2 separate regions of the Homo sapiens genome follow, and region 1 is linked to region 2. A link is an interaction called in ENCODE POLR2A ChIA-PET data of the cell type or tissue named here. Cell type or tissue: Panc1. All regions are shown on one strand. Links, peaks and the distances in the headings refer to the core of each region. The heading gives the core; the rest is flanking DNA.

Evidence for each region. ChIA-PET counts read pairs that join two places held together with the same protein. Peaks named below come from ENCODE experiments on the same cell type or tissue, not always from the same donor. Only the 100,000 strongest peaks of a DNase experiment are listed, where the experiment ranks them.
Region 1: POLR2A ChIA-PET joins it to region 2 with 10 read pairs; 3 of 35 experiments call an interaction of 5 or more read pairs at or near these places.

The regions. Positions count from the first base shown.
Region 1 is chr3:147,896,695-147,905,008 of GRCh38, forward strand. No RefSeq gene overlaps it. Among named protein-coding and RNA genes, the nearest start is that of LINC02032, 180 kb to the right of the region's middle. In Panc1, for the core only: no CTCF peak of the experiment used is centred there; no DNase peak of the experiment used is centred there.
Region 2 is chr3:147,753,828-147,762,141 of GRCh38, forward strand. It overlaps LOC102724145 (a long non-coding RNA gene), which reads right to left and starts at 4,934. Exons shown (of 3, transcript XR_427423.3): 1 at 4,649-4,934; 2 at 4,289-4,360. In Panc1, for the core only: no CTCF peak of the experiment used is centred there; no DNase peak of the experiment used is centred there.

The DNA of each region.
Region 1 (8,314 bases), core at 1,598-6,597, 140 kb after region 2:
TGTGCCATGTTGGTGTGCTGCACCCATTAACTCATCATTTACGTTAGGTATATCTCCTAATGCTATCTCTCCCCGCTCCCCCCAACCCCATGACAGGCCCCGGTGTGTGATGTTCCCCATCCTGTGTCCAAGTGTCCTAGATTCTCTCTTTTGTTACTGAATCTCTCTCTCAATTTTTTTTAAGACAGGGTCTTACTCTGTTGTCCCAAGCTGGAGTACAGTGGCACAATCATAGCTCACTGCATTCTTGACCCCCTGAGCTCAAGCAATCTTCCCACCGCAGCCTCCCAAATAGCTCGGACTACAGGTGCGTGCACCACCACACCTGGCTAATTTTTCTTTTTTTTTCTTTCTTTTTCTTTTTATTTTTTTGTAGAGATAAGGTCTCACTACATTACTCAGGCTGGTCTCAAACTCCTGGGCTCTAGCAATCCTTCTGCTTCAGCCTCCCAAAGTGCTGGGATTACAGGTGTGAGGCATTATAGCCAGCCTCAAATATTAAATCTCAACAGAGGAGAGAGAGGATTCTCTCGCTCTAACATATAAATGGGAGTTACCCAAAGAAAAACAGGTAAATCTTCAAGAGGTGGCTTTGAGTTCAGGCTTAAATACCATTATTTGCTGAAACAAACAAAGAAGGGTGCTGAAGGAGGTCAGTTAAGAGGAGATGCCCAGGAAAAGCGCAGTGAACAAGAGTGAGTTTTGTTCAACAGTATTATGTCAGTGCTCTCCATTGATGAGAGTCTCCAGTGAGTTACTGTTTCTTCTCTTCCTGCTACACAGAGGGAGACACCCATACAAATAGAGATTTCCTTTATAGATGTACATTTCCCTTATAAAAGGGTAATTTTTACTGTTTTCAGAGCTTCTCCCATGTTTGTAGTTTCTCAAAATAGCCAGTTCAAAATAATTCTTAATCCAAAGAGACACATTTTGGGGTGAACATATTCTGGTCTACTACAGGTCATATTTTGGGGTGGCATAGTCTCATCTCCTACTTGTTCAATTCAGTGTTATTAAGTGAAGGAGTGAATTATTATTATGACTTAACCTCTCATCTAAAACATGTCAAAAGGACCTTATTAATATAGATTTTTTGAATCTAGTGGTGAATCTTGGGCACAAATTGCTGTTCCTGTGATGAACAGCCAGAATCTGACCAAATAAACCATCACTATATTCCATTTAAAAAAAATTATATATTTTTTTCATGAAAAAGAAGTCACAGCATGTAGCACACTGCTCTTAAGTAAAAGTTAAATAAAATAGTTCAGCTGGTTAGAAAATAAGCTTCAAGTTTAAAACCACATATCATTCTTTATACAGATGATTATTTGGGACAGACTTCAATAGAATCATACTTTGCTAGCAAGGAAGGCAATTTTGGCAATAGCACACAGTGATCAGCAAGAGTGACTCATATTTTCCAACTGAGATCAATGGACCCTCATCCATTAACACAGACCTAAATATTACCTGATAGGAAGGGATGACAGTGGAAGTGCGAGTCAGAAAGGTATGGCATACTCAGATTTAAAGGTTTTTTTTCATGTTATAATCCCTTTTTGTACTCTACAGGAAAGCAGCATAATTTTAGATTTTCAATTAGTTTACCCTAGGTATTAAATGAAAAATGTCTTTTTGAGTAATGTAAATTATTTTTGTTCACCTACTTCAAGCTGCTCTTTGCAGGATTTGATTTTAAAAGTCCTTGGCAGCATTTTACCAATAAATCATTTTAAAATGTCAACAAATAGTTTCATTTTGGGGTGGATTATAAGCCTTTCAATAAATCAGATGCCTGCTAGATATTTAAATATTAAAAGGTAAGCCAGTGAATTGACCACAAAGCAATCAATAATTAACTATATTAAACTCAAACAATTCAAGTACGTAAAAAAATATCTAAGACATGATAACATCTTTAGTTTAAAAATGATGCTCAGAATTTGTTCTTTCCTTGTTCGTCACAGTATTTTTAGGTATGCATTTGCTAATAGAATTATTTTTATATTTAAATTTATTTATATAGCTCTTAATGAATTATAAATTATGTCGCATTGATGCAGATGTGAAAAGAATATAGGAGTTACTTTTGGGTCCACAACATGCAATCTGTGGTTTCTTTTTTTTTCCTTCTTCCTTCTTTCTTGATTATATTTTTCTTATATTTTCTTACTTTTTGAGTTTATTTATTTCTTCTTTCTACTTACTCTATTTTAGATTTATAAGCCTTTTGGGGATTGAAACTACATTTTATTTTTCTTTGCATCTCAGGGCTCCAAGTGTGAATTTGGTCCAAAATCAGTATTTCTTGAATTATTGAATTAATGACGATGAATGAAAGACTGATGGTCAGGGAGATAAGATAATTTCACATCTAACTGAAAAAGCTGGATGAACTTTAACTTAGAGAATAATTAGTCAAAGTAGATGAAATTGACATATCATATTTTTAACTACTAGCAATTTTTACATCTAATGCTTTTCTAAACAACACAATAATGACATGAAGGCAATTATACAACTTTGCAGAGGGCATTAAAGGGGATGAAAAATTGAGGATACACTTTTTTTTTGAATAAAAATATTAAATGTTGTAGAAAATGTCAATTCTTTACAAATTAATTCTATAAATGTAATGCATTTCTCAAAGTTTATAATAAGAAATTTAATTTTTGAAAATTGAAGGGCAAATTTTAAAGCTGAAAGAGAAACTCTAATTCCTAAGAATATTTTGAAAGAAAAAGTAGAACAGTGAGGAACACTTTAACTCTTGGATAGCATAACACATTCAGAAACGGTCAGTTAAAATGATGTAATATTGCCACAGGGTGGTCAAGAAGGAAGCAGGAAGACCACTGAAGGCATTAATACAACAGCCCATATTGGCAACCCCTTTTCTCAGCCCCCTTATCCTTGCTAATTTTCTTGATCTCCCAGTTTCTGCTAAGATGTGTAAAAATAATTCACTATAAATGTATTAATCTATTTCTTTTTGTACCTCTGTCAGTTATTGCTTTATATTTTGAAGCTATGTTATTAACTGCATACGAATTTGTGATTATGTTTTTTCTTTTTATTATAATGTAATTTTTCTCTTAATGCCCTTTCACTTAAATTCTATTTTATAATAATATTGCCGTAGTATTTTTAGTTAATAATTCTTTTTCCATCAGTTTATTCTCAGCCTTTCTGTATATTTTTGCTTTAGTATTTCTGATGAGCACAGCATAGTGGATTTTATTATTATTTTTTACATATTGATAATCTTTTTAATAGGTTGTTTTTACCCATTTAACTTTAGCTTGTTTACTGACAGAATTGGAGTTATTCCTGCCATTTTATTTTGTTACTGTATCTTGTTATTTACTTTACATATACATATAATATATAGTATTCAACATATATAAATATATAATATATATTTCCTTCTGTATATAGATTTGGAAACTATAGATTTTTTTTTTTTTTTTTTTTTGAGATGGAGTCTCGCTCTGTCACCCAGGGTGGAGTGCAGTGGCAGGATCTCGGCTCACTGCAAGCTCCACTTCCCGGGTTCATGCCATTCTCCTGCCTCAGCCTCCCTAGTAGCTGGGACTACAGGCAACTGCCACCATGCCCAGCTAATGTTTTGTATTTTTAGTAGAGACGGGGTTTCACCATGTTAGCCAGGATGGTTTCAATCTCCTGACTTTGTGATCCGCCCACTTCCTTACTTTTAGATTTTAAAATACATACAGATCTATATTCAATATTTTTCTATTCTTCCAACCATAAGAAGACATTTAGTGTGCCTTAACAATTCCCACTAAGCAACTTTTACCTACCTCCCCATCATATATTATTGTTGTGCATAATTCCAGTTTCACTTTCTTTTAATCAAACAAACAAAGCATTAAAGTTAGTTTTAGAAGTTAATACCTAATAAGCTTGAGGCATATTTTATCAATGATAATATATACCATAATCTCATGTTTAATACTTTTTATCTGTGCTTACTTTTATTTTTTCAGAAATACATTTTTTAATAATCCTTTGAGTGGCAGCCTGTAATCACTTGACAGGGTCTTCTTACCTGCTGCAGACAAAATCAGTTCACTGAGACCTCAGCACTGTAGTAGAGAAAGAGTTTAATTGGCACGAGGCCAGCCCATGCAAGAAAACTGGAGTTATCACTCAAATCTGTCTCCCTGAAGGCTTGGAGGTTAAGGTTTTCATAAACAATTTGTTGGGCAGGGGCTAGGGAATGGGTGCTGCTGATTGGTTGGGGATGAAATCATAGGGGTATGGGAAATGGCCCTCATGCACTGAGTCAGCCTCTAGGCGGGCCACAGGATCAGTTGAGCCATGGGTCATGAGTCCAGCTGGGGTCAATCTGAAAGATATCTTAAAAAAATTTCTTAGGTTTTACATAGTGATGTTATCTATAAGAGCAATCAGGAAAGTCACAAATCTTGCAACCTCTGGCCACATGACCCCTGAGGAATAAGGGATTATAGAAACTATGCCGATGTTATCAGAATTCTGGCCCTTCTCGTAATCCTAACCTTGTGGCTTTTCATTAGGTTTACAAAGGTCATTTAGTTTGAGGAAGGGCTATTATCATCTTTGCTTTAAGGTTAAACTATAATCTAAATTCCTCCTAAAGTTTGCTTGGCATATACCCAGGAAAGAGTAAGGACAGATTGGAGGTCAGAAACAAGATGGAGTCAACTATGTCAGATTTCTCTTACTGTCATAACTTTGCAAAGGCAGTTTCAGATGAGCTTCTTTATATATTTTTATAAGTTTGAAAACATCAGTTTTTCTTTGCTTTTAAAGGAAAATGTGGCTGAGAATAAAATTCTATTTTGACAGATTTTTTTCTTCTATTATTTAAGACACAATTTTACTAACTTCTGGCATAAATTGATACCAAGTAATTCTGGCAAAAAATTGTTGCTGTTAGTTTAAATGTCATTCCTTTGTAGGCAACATATATTTTTTCACCTGGTTGTTTTTTAAATGATATGTTTATAGTTGATGATCTGAGGTACAACTGTAATGAATCCAAATAATAATTATTTATTATTTTTTAATTCTGCTCATATTTGAAGCATAATTTTAATTCTGAAATGTTGTCAATAATTACCTCTCCAAATATGGATTTTTCTGCCATTCCTTCCAGTCTGTTCTTCTGGTGCTCTTATTAAATCAATATCAGAGCATTTCAATTTAATCTGTGATGTTTCTTAACTGGTCTTCACATCTTCATATCTTTAATATATAATGATGGCTGGGCACAGTGGCTCACGCCTGTAATTCCAGCACTTTGGGAGGCCGAGGCGGGTGGATCACAAGGTCAGGAGTTCGAGACCAAGTTGATCAACATGGTGAAACCCCGTGTCTACTAAAAATACAAAAATTAGCCAGGCGTGGTGGCACGCACCTGTAATCCCAGCTACTCAGGAGGCTGAGGCAGGAGAATCGCTTGAAACCAGGAGACGGAGGTTGCAGTGAGCCAAGATCATGCCACTGCACTCCAGCCTGGGTGACAGAGCAAGACTCTGACTCCATCTCAAAAAACAAAACAAAACAAAACAAAAAATATATATATATATAAAATATATATTTTATATATAATATATAGTATGTATTTAATATATTATACATATTTTATATATATAAAATATATCTTATGGTACCATATTCCAATTGACTCATTTTCTTTCTGAGCATATCCAGTCTTACATTGATCCCATATATTATTTTTCATTTTAATGATTATACTTTTTATTTTCAAGACTTTACACTTATTTTTTCTCATCTTCATTTTTTGTATTCTTTCTGAGCTTTTTTGTTTTATAAATTGTCTTTCTTTTTAAAGAAAGCAATACATTTTTACATTTCTTTTGAAATCAGTAGCATATTTAAAGTTTTTATCAGACTATTCTACAGGATCTGAACTTATCTGAAATAAATTTTTCTTCTAAAAGTTTATCTTGATTTGTCCTTCTTAGCATTTGATATTTTGTGTGTGCTTTGGAATTTATAGTTGCAGATTAATTTAATTAATTTATTTATGTATATTTCATACCTAGTCATGCAGACAGATAAATTTTAATTTGGAAAGATTTTATATTTGTTTCTTTCCATTAATTCTCATTTTTGCCTACCCTTCCCTGCCCTTGTAAGTTTTACACTTGCTTGTAAGTTTTGCGCTTGTAAGTTTTACACTACTCAGCCCACTGGGCCCCCAATCTAGAACCAGGTTTTTAAAGGCCACTCAGAGTGCACAATGACATTAAGGGTTTGCAGATCCAGCCTCTGATTCAACAAGCAATTTGCTTCAGCTCCAGATGGGAGGCTCTGCCTGTTTCCTCTGCATCTTTAGGCCTACTGCTTCCCCTAAACGAAAACCCTAGACAATAAGTGATAGTTGGTAGGAGAAATTTTCAGCCTTCTTTAAAACCAAAAGGGCTGTGCTGAGTTCTTGGCCACACACAGTGAGTTTGATTCCAGACGCCTGTGAAAGGTGAGCACTTTTGCTTCTTTTGTTCCATAGGGAACAATTGCCTGACCACTGCTTCCTCCTGCTGGACCCTGAGCCCAGCAAGCCCTGTTTGAGGCTTAAGTCAAACACGATGATCCGTTTCTTGTCTGAGAAAATGTTTGCCTTTATTCAAGCCCACTATGTCTTTAAAATTTTCTTTTCCTCCCTCTTTTAAAATATTATATCCATCACTGCTTTGTTTTGGGAAAAGATTTTTGAACTAGAATGTGTCACTCTTTCTTTAAATAACCCTGTTAGACAGATAGGTAGGTCTGAGAAAGTCAGAGATTGGTAGATGCCTCCTTTTGTTAATTTTACAGATAAGATATTGTAGCAACCAGGTCAGGTGGCTCACACCTGTAATCCCAGCATTTTAGGAAGCCAAGGCAGGAGGATCACTTGAGGCCAGGAGTTTGAGACCAAGTTGGGTAACATAGCAAGATTTCATCTCTACAAAAAAAATTTTTTTTAAATAGCTGGGCATGGTGGCTCTCAACTGTAGTCCCAGCTACCCTGGCAGCTAAGGAGAGGATCACTTGAGGCCAGGAGTTCGAGGCTGCAGTGAGCTATAATCACACCACTGCATTCCAGGCTGGGCGACAGCAAGACTCTGTCTCAAAAAAGAAAAAAAAAGAAAAAGAAAAGAAAAAAAAGATGTTATAGAAATGCAAGTAGCTTTCCAATATTTCAGAGTGAACTGACAGAACAGAGTTAGTCTTGGAGCTTTAGATTCCTATTCCAAAGCCTGTTTTTCTATAGCACTTTTTTAGTCTTACCCTCTTCTATTAAAAAAAAATTTGAAGTAAATGTTTATTTAAAAATAAAAGTAATATTTAAACTTTGAGAATGTTTTAATTTTAATTATTTTGTTTTACTTTATTTCTATTTTATTTATTTATTTATTGTTTTAGAGACAATGTCTCACTCTGTCACTGCACTCTATCAGTATAGTGGCATGATCATAGCTCACTGCAGCCCGAACTCCTGGCCTCAAGCAATCCACCCACCTCAGTGTCCAGAATAGCTAGTCAGGCAGGTGCCACCATACCTGGCCTATTTATTTTATTTTATTTTTTGTAGCGACAGGGTCTCACTTTGTTGCCCAGGCTGGTCTTGAACTCCTGGCTTTAACCTATCATTCTGCGTTGGCCTCCCCAAGTGGTGGGACTACAGCGTGACCCACCAAGCCTGGCCAGAGACTATTTCCAATGACTACATTCCAAGATAGCCTATGCTGCTGGATGATAGCTTAGGTGATTGCAGATCCTTTTCCTCAGAGTCTCAAGGCCAGCCCTAATGAAGAGGTAAAACCCACCACTTCAGATAAGCCAGTGGCTCAAGCCTATAATCCCAGCACTGTGGGAGGCCGAGGCAGGTGGACTGCTTGAGCCCAGGAGTTCGAGTCCAGGCTGGGCAACATGCCAAAACTCCATTCTACAAAAATGGCAAAAGATTAGCCAGGCATAGTGGTGCTCGCCTGTGGTCCCAGCTACTCAGGAGTCTGAGGTGGGAGGATCACTTGAGCTGGGGAGGCAGATGTTGCAGTGAGCCAAGATCACTCCACTGCACTCCATCCTGGATGACTGAGTGAGACCTTGTCTCAAACAAACAAACAAAAAAACCATAAAACATAAAACCCACCACTTCACAACTTCTATCCCTTGGATGGCTATCTAAATTAACCCAGAATGACTTCTTGACCTTTGTCATCCCTTAGATGACAAGCATATGATGGGCTACAGTCTTACTCATTTATTCCTTCATTCAGTGAATAACGAA
Region 2 (8,314 bases), core at 1,193-6,192:
CAAACTAAATATACCTATTCTGTAATAATATTAAACTAGATCTTGTATTTGGCTATTTAAAAAAGTATAACAAATATATCAAGCTTTGCATATATCTGGGCTAGTGATTTGTAAGTATTTTCATTTGTGCATCCTTTCCATTATAAACATTTAAGTATACATTACCAAAATATCTATTTTTAAAAAATTAAAAACATATATTTTATATGTAATATACCATATATTTATGAAGCACAAACTAACAGAATTGACTTGAACAGTTGCTAAGTTGCATATATTCTGCCTTGGAAACCACTGATCTGAAGAGTATGTCATAGTCCTAAAAGTAAATATATGTAAGCAACAAAAGATACAGCTCAGTAACTATAGTGAAAAAAAAGGGGGTGGGTTTCTCAGCAATATCAATGAAGAAAACACTAAATACTTTAATGAGGAATTAAAGTAAATGGCAGAAACAGCTCCAGATGAATGGAAATATAACAGTGGTGTAATCATTAACGTTTCATGAGACCGAGAAGTAGTATCAAGATTTCTTGTAATGCCTCATTAAAATGATAACCTATTGATATGGTGGTGTCTGTTTACCCCATACATCTGATTATATGGGGTGTATGAACATATGTGTTCATGTATGTTTGCATAATTGTAGAGTAAATAAAAGGCCATTATATAATGAATTTTTAAAGTTCACCTAAGGTGAAATTTTAATTCAAAAAGAGTGGCCAAATTCTCATAGCAAAGAATGATTCTTTTCCAATACGATGAGAAGCACAATGAGTTAAGGCCTGCCAGTTTCATTTTGCCTTTGTGAATTTCTAGTGCTTTATGCTGTATCACCACACCATAATTTAAGTACAGCCTTAGCTGAGAATTTCCTCATTTATTTTTCAAAAGTAATGCTGTAAAAACACTTTCAGGAACGTTATAAATCACATATTACTATACTAAGATACTTAACTAAATCCAGAGGCATTCTTGTTTTTCAAGTAAATATGAATTCTTTCTTGTTTCAGTATGTACCCAGAATTAGTACAATAAATTATTTTTGCATTTTGTCACTAAAAACACACACACACACACTCTCTCTCTGTCACACACACACACACACACAAATATTTCCATATGAGTATTGTATTAGAAATTGATTATAACTAATTACTTAGGCACTTTAAAAGGAGATTTTTTTTTAAAAAAAGGAATGTCATATGAATTTGTTTCAAGCCATTAAAGTTCACACTGTCAATACAGTGCCAAGTGGGAAATTGAGGCCCAACAGCAGATGTAAGTGACTATTTGGATATCTCACATTTAATTATCTTCAGGGGTAGCACATTATTGCTCCTGAGAAGAGAGTTCTGAAGCAGGTCAATCCCCAGCAGGCACCTGGGCATTATGGGGGTACCCGAGTGTCACTCCATCACTGAAAAATGTCCTAGGAATATCTGAACACCAGGGGAGAGAGATTTTTTAATGTGACTTAAAAAATATTCCTCTTCTTAAGCTTCCTGATCCTCCTATATCATCATCCCAATGACATGACCAGTTGTCATTTTACTTTCTGTCTACGTAACCTCATGCACAGCTAGGAAATAATGATTTAGGTCTTGAAATTCAAAACATAATGGTGTTCCTTTTTTTTCATTTCTCATTTTACTCAACATCCCTGCAGAGTTGATGCAAGTACTGAGCTGCCTTTGAAGTCAGCTTGCATCATCTTTGATGGAGTATAAAGCAATAGGAGATACTGACTGCAGTTTTGAGCATCTCAATTCTCATCTTAGATGATGCCGATACATTTGTCATTAAATACGTGGCATGAGTAAATTCTTGGGAAAATTGCCAAGCAGTTAAAATTGGCAGGTATAGTGTACATATTTCCACCATAAAAGAATAGAAAAGAAAAATATTAACCTGTTTTGAAAGCAATTTAGCCCATGTTTCACTTAGGCTATTCTTATTTGTGAGTAATTTTGTAGCGTATTCTTGTTACATGGGCTCCTTTTTCCTAATACTTTGGATGCTTTGTGAAAGGTTACATTAAACAGATATATATGGTTTCTAAAAACATTTGACACCTTGAAGAATGATATTCTTTGTTTATATAACAGCAATATAAATTAGTGTGTTTGTTCGTTTTCTGTTGCCATAACAGAATATCACAGACTGAATAGTTTAAAAATCACAGGTTCATTTTTCTGGTGGCTGGGAAGTCTTAGATCATGCTGCAGGCCTCTGGCAAGGAGTATCCCACCGTGGAAAACATCACATGATGAGTGAGCAAGCAAGAAAGAAAATGGTGGACAAAATCTTTTTATTAAGAACCCACTCCAGCAACAATAGCACTAATTAATGTATGAGGGTGGAGTCCACATGACCTAATCACCTTTTAAAGGGCCCACCCCTTAGTACCACTAAAATGGCAATTAAATTTCAACATGAGCTTTGGCAGGGACATTCACACCATAGCAATCAGTATGTGTGGATGAACTCCAGTAGAGTTGGCTTTTTAATATATTTTGCTCTTAACAATAATGATATGGCCCCTAGTAAATAGGAGCATGATTGGAGGTGAAAGAATAAATGAAACTAATTTGATTGTAAAATTCTGTCTTCATTCATTGATAGGCATTACTGCTGATTACCAATCTCTTGACCTTATCTTCTGTGAGGTCCATGGGAAAACTGCACTTTTCTGCCACATTGATGTTGGGTTTTAACCATGTGGCAAGTTTGGGCCAATGAAATTTGAGCATAAGGGCTATGTGAAGCCTTTAATTACGTGAACTCTCTTCTTGTTCTTCTTCTGCAGAGGTGACCATGGAAGCATGTGTGTTGAAAGAGGAAAGCAAGCTGGAATGCAGCGTGAACACATGGAGTACAGCTGCTATAAAGAGTGACTGAGGAGACTGCAGTAGACTTGCCTGATTGAAAATTTAACTTTTTTTGTGTTAAATCATTGAGATTTTAGGGTTGCTTATTACCACGGCACAACCTAGCCTATCATGACTGGTGTGTGTATGTGTATATATATATATGTGTGTGTGTGTGTATAATGTGTATGTGTGTGTATATATAATATAGGAGCTTTTAAAGGAAAATAAATTTAGTAATTAAAATAGGACAAAATGAAAGATACCAAATATCTGTTTGTGCAATATCACACGACATTTTTGTGATTTGCATTGATCTCAGTAGAATATATCATAGAATATGTAGAATATATAATACTCAGTAGATTATATATATATGATATATATATGATGTATATATATCATAATACATCACTTACTCAGCTCTGCAGTAAGTATCTCTAAGCCTTCTCTAAATGCTCACATTCTGCTGTTATTAGGATAATCACATTAATTTCTATTGCCTTATACCCCTCTAAAATTAGTCTTCAATATCACATTTTTATAACTATTTAGAATAAATGTTAATGGTTGGGGAAAGGAATGTCAAAGGAGAGATGTTCTTTTGAGATAAGCACTTTAAAAATCACAGAAGTTTATTGGCTTCATTTTTCATAGGAGTTTTAAAGAACATAGTTCATTTTAGAGAATGTCTAGTTGCTCTGGATGGCTGTATCATAAGGTCACAAGGAGAGGAGAATTGTGACAAAAAATGTACATGGATAATTCTTTCCTGTGTTGCCTTACATCTATATATCACAACAAGAGATTACAGTCCATTAAGTTCTACAACATTTTCATTAAAAATACAATCTGAATCCTAAGAGGAAAATACTAGCTACCAGAAACATAAGATTCTCAGAGAGCTTAGTGTGCTGCATGTTAAGTTGCAGACAGACATGCTAGTTTTCTTTGAATCAGTATCTTAAATCTATCCCCTTATTTTTCCATCTAATTTTCAGCAGGTCACTCTCAAGTCAAAATTTAATTTTATGTGGTTGAAGTTGTGGAGCCAAAATGAAATTGCATGCTGTAGGGGGAAAAAATTTAACCTACTTTTAATAGCCCCTTTGAAAGATACTTTGAAGACATGACTTACTCTCGTAGTATGTTGACTATCTGAAGAATGAATTATTATATCCTTGTCAAATTTTAAATATCACGCTGTTAAAAATATTAGTCACACAGGGGGCTGCTTGACAGTAATGTCACAGAAAAGCTCTGGTCTATATGAACAGGCAGAGTCTGAAACTTAATACCATGGTTCCATGGAGCTCTGTCTTCCATGGGCAACTGCTGAGGGGTGGGGATGGGGGTGGGAAACTGCTTCAAGTTTCCTTGGAACATTGGCAGGACTCTGCCAACTGCATTCTACTTACTGTTCCAGCCAGCTGAGGGAGACTTGTGTCTTTCTCCGGCCGTCCTCTCCCAGCAGAGCTTTAGAGGAGAGTCTAAAAGAAATAAAAAAGCTATCATTTCAAGTGAGGAAGATTTAAAAAAAAAATACATCCAAGAAATGTGAGTTGAGATCTAGACTAGAGGTTGTAAAGAAAATGATCCAAAGAATTTCTTTTAAAAGGCAGGGCATTTTTTTTTTTAAGCCTGAAAAATAAGATTAGAAACTGGCTTGGATGAGCCCAACTGTGATTAAAAAAATAAACCTTTTATAGTTAAGTCAAGATTTTTTTTCCTCTTTTTGTTCTTTGACTTTTCCTTGCAGGGAAAGGGGCAATCTTTACCTAATCAGAGCGAAGCAAGAATCACTGAGGCAGCGGAAGCATCCTGTAGGTGAAGGTCAGGCCAATTTTCACCCAAGTAATGCTGTTTTATCAGTCATCGAACAAAGATTGGGGCCTTCCTTTTCTTGATCCTTTTGTGCTTTCCCCTATTACTTTAACAGATCTGAACAAACCAGGGATTCTTCATCCAAAAGTTCCATTTAGCTGCATTTATTTCGAATCCTCCAAATTTCACATCTCAATGTTACAGCAACTTAAGAATGATACAAAACCTACATGTTTTTAGGCAGGAAGACAAAGTTAACTAAAAACAGAATTAACACAGGACACAGTGGTTGTTTTCATGGGAACTTGGCCATTTATTTAGTGCTGAATCTCATGTCAGCCCTATTAATCCTGACACTTTTTAGTTTCAAGGGTTTCTATTTTCTGTATGTCTACAAAACATGAACACTGTTGATGAAACATTGAGTTACAAATTGGATGATGTTACACTTGGCAACTTGGATAAGAGTCAGGCTGAGAAGCCAAGACTATAAAACAAATACTCACCCTAGTGATGTGTGGTATCCAAAATAAACGTATTATGCAGTTGCCTCCGAATAACTGCTCCAATGCTGTAATATTCTAGGTCACATTATGTCAGGTCCATTTATTCTCATGTATACATTTGGTGTTTTCAAAATGGGAGATATCAACATGAAAAAATGGGGAAAATGTCATTTTATAAAGATGAAGTTAAGAATTAGTTTAATAATTTCAAAAAATCATCTTATTTTAAAGCATAGCATTTTGATTTATAAGCTGCAGCATGGAACCTCTTCATAGTCCTGACAGCTTTGACTCAATTTTCCTATATCTGAATAACTATAAACTATATTTGCTTGTTTACCCTTGTCCTGTCTTCTACCTTTCTCTTCTTTATTGATCTTTTCTTACATTTTTACTTGCCAATTATTTCTGTCTCCTTTTTTCCACCCTTCCTTCCCCAGAGCCCAGATTAGAAGTTGGCTGCCTTTAGATGGAGGGATTCATTTGGATACTATTTTCCTCTTTAAGGGGCTTGGATTTTTTATGTTACAAATTGCATAGCTTTGTGGCCATATAGAAAATGTTACTTTTGAGATTATTGTAATGAATCTGTAAATACTAGTGATTTGATTTATTCAGAGATAAGTAGATTAGGGACTCTACCTTTTTTATTGCTGAAAATGTGCCCAAACTTGACCTATTTTCTGTTACTAAAATACAGAAGGGAAGACACTGTATCATTCAATCATTTTAATGCTTTGAACCATGGAAAAAAATATAAAAGGCTACCCCTGCTCCCCATTTGTCTTTTCATTTTGATTAATAAATACATGATATTCTAACATACTGAGGAAGAAAGTGGAGTGAAGATAGGACATGCACACAGCTGTAGACAGGAGAAAACTATACTGCCCTTGCTTAGGAGCTTTATATAATCCATCAACCAGCTCTGCAAATCCTTGCCACAGAGCGTCTCTCAGCACGACATTTTCCTGTTCATTGGACCAGCAACCCTCACTAAGGTCCAAACCACCTAACACTCTGTTATCCATCAAAGCCTCCTTACTGGTCTCCCTGCCTTCATACTCTCCCCTCACCACTTCATACACCTGAAAGGGAGTGAAGTCTGAACTACCATCCTTAAATTCATTCTTGGACACTCCGAAGACCAGAATTTCATATTTACTTACTGAACTGTCAGGGTTGGAAGAACTAGCAGAACTAGCTGAAGGATTATAGAACCATCAACAGCAAGAACAGTATCTTCTTTCTCTTGTCCACAGCTGTGTAAATGGTTTATCCTTTACTTGTTTTCATTCTTCAGACCCTTGTGACACTGCACATTCATCCTGCTGAAGTGAAACAATGAATTGGGGTGGGAGTTGGTTGGGGTTGTTTGGGATGTGGGGAAAGGCCAAAGAGTAGTGCAAATAAAAGCAGTAAAGGAGTAGAGCAAAGAGGTTTACCATATAAGAAAAAAAATTCTGTTAAAGTTTTTTTTTTCTGGGAATGATAAGCACTGAGAAGATCAACATTCATATTTAATTATAAGCACGTCATATTGGTCACAAAAGACTCAGAATTATATTTGGCAGTATTTTATTAATAAGTCATTCATATTACTCTCTATCTTGAAAGAAAAATAATTTAAAATATAATGAGTTTTTCCTTTATTTTGGAATATACTTTCTACCGTTCATTTTAAATCAGTGAACTTTCACTCCAAGTTTGCTTCCCATTCTCCAGAGTGCCATTAATCTTCAAATGGAGCAATTTCAAACCACAATTTTATTATTATTATTAAAAGAATTCAGTAACTTCCAATTTTATTACAAATAGGACTAAAATGAAAATGCTTACTTGGTAGCTTTTTGTTTGATTCTCAACACAGTTTTCAGAAACCAGAACCATACAATTCCCTGTCTGGTACAGTGAGCAACAGTTTGTATCTGCTTAGCTGGTGTTTGTATGCTCAGTTAACCAGCCCTTGTATGTTCTGTCTCTTCTAAGGGCTGTGGAAATTTAAATACGGTAAATGCTCTGTGACAGTGCTGCTGTTGTTTAGTCAATTCATTTCCTTGAGTAGAAGATCAGTTCACAATTACTTCAGGGCAGTCCATACAGGCCATCTTAGCTGGCCATTAATTAAGCAATAAGACATGACAGGCAATGTATTTCTGGGCCATTTAACGTATCTCTTGAGGGATTTTTAAAGCCAGAGGCTAAAGGTCAAGTGACTTTAGACTTTAACCACTTGAGAAGTTCACTGCCAGGAATTTTCCATTACCACAGGGGAAATCTGAATATGAATTATTGAAACTAAGAAACACAAGACTTTGTTAGTTTATAATTGGGAGATCAAGCCAAAATTTTTAAAAATAAATTTACAGAGTGCCATATGTTGTACCATAATCTGCCATGTATTATCTCATCTAATTTTTCCAACAATCTTGTGAAGTGTTCATTATCCCCATTATACAGTAAAAGCACATGAAACTCAGAGAAATTTGATAGCTAAAATCCTTTGCACTATGGTTTAGAATTCTGAAATTAAATAATTATTAAATTACAAGCTCTTGAGTTAGCCAGACTTAAAGCATTGTTCTCTCCCACCCAAACTCTAGTTTCTTGGAATAAGAGCAAAGATTAATTTAGAAAACATGGCTGTGCCATGGGCTATTGGGAAACCGCTTCTCTAGACTTTATGGCTCCTTTGAGTGAGTCGTACAAAAATTAATAATAACATCGTTTATTAGTAATTGACTGCTTAAATGTAACAGAAACTTTTGGGCTTTACTGGAAAATATTTAAGATTTCTCAAGAAACTGCCCCACAACTCAGAGATTCTTTCTTGACAACATTGTCATTTTTATGTACCTTATTCCATCTCTCTTGGCCCAGATACTCATTGTCTACGTTTGCCTCCTAAATGCCCACTTTTGCTTTATATATAAGCATACTCTCTATTAATTTCTTACTGTGAAAAGAGCATGGTACGCTCTTGGCCAGGTACGGTGACTCATGCCTATAATCCCAGAACTTTGGGAGGATGAGGCAGGTGGATCACCTGAGGTCAGGAGTTTGAGACCAGCCTGACCAACATGGAGAAAACTCGTCTCAACTAAAAATACAAAA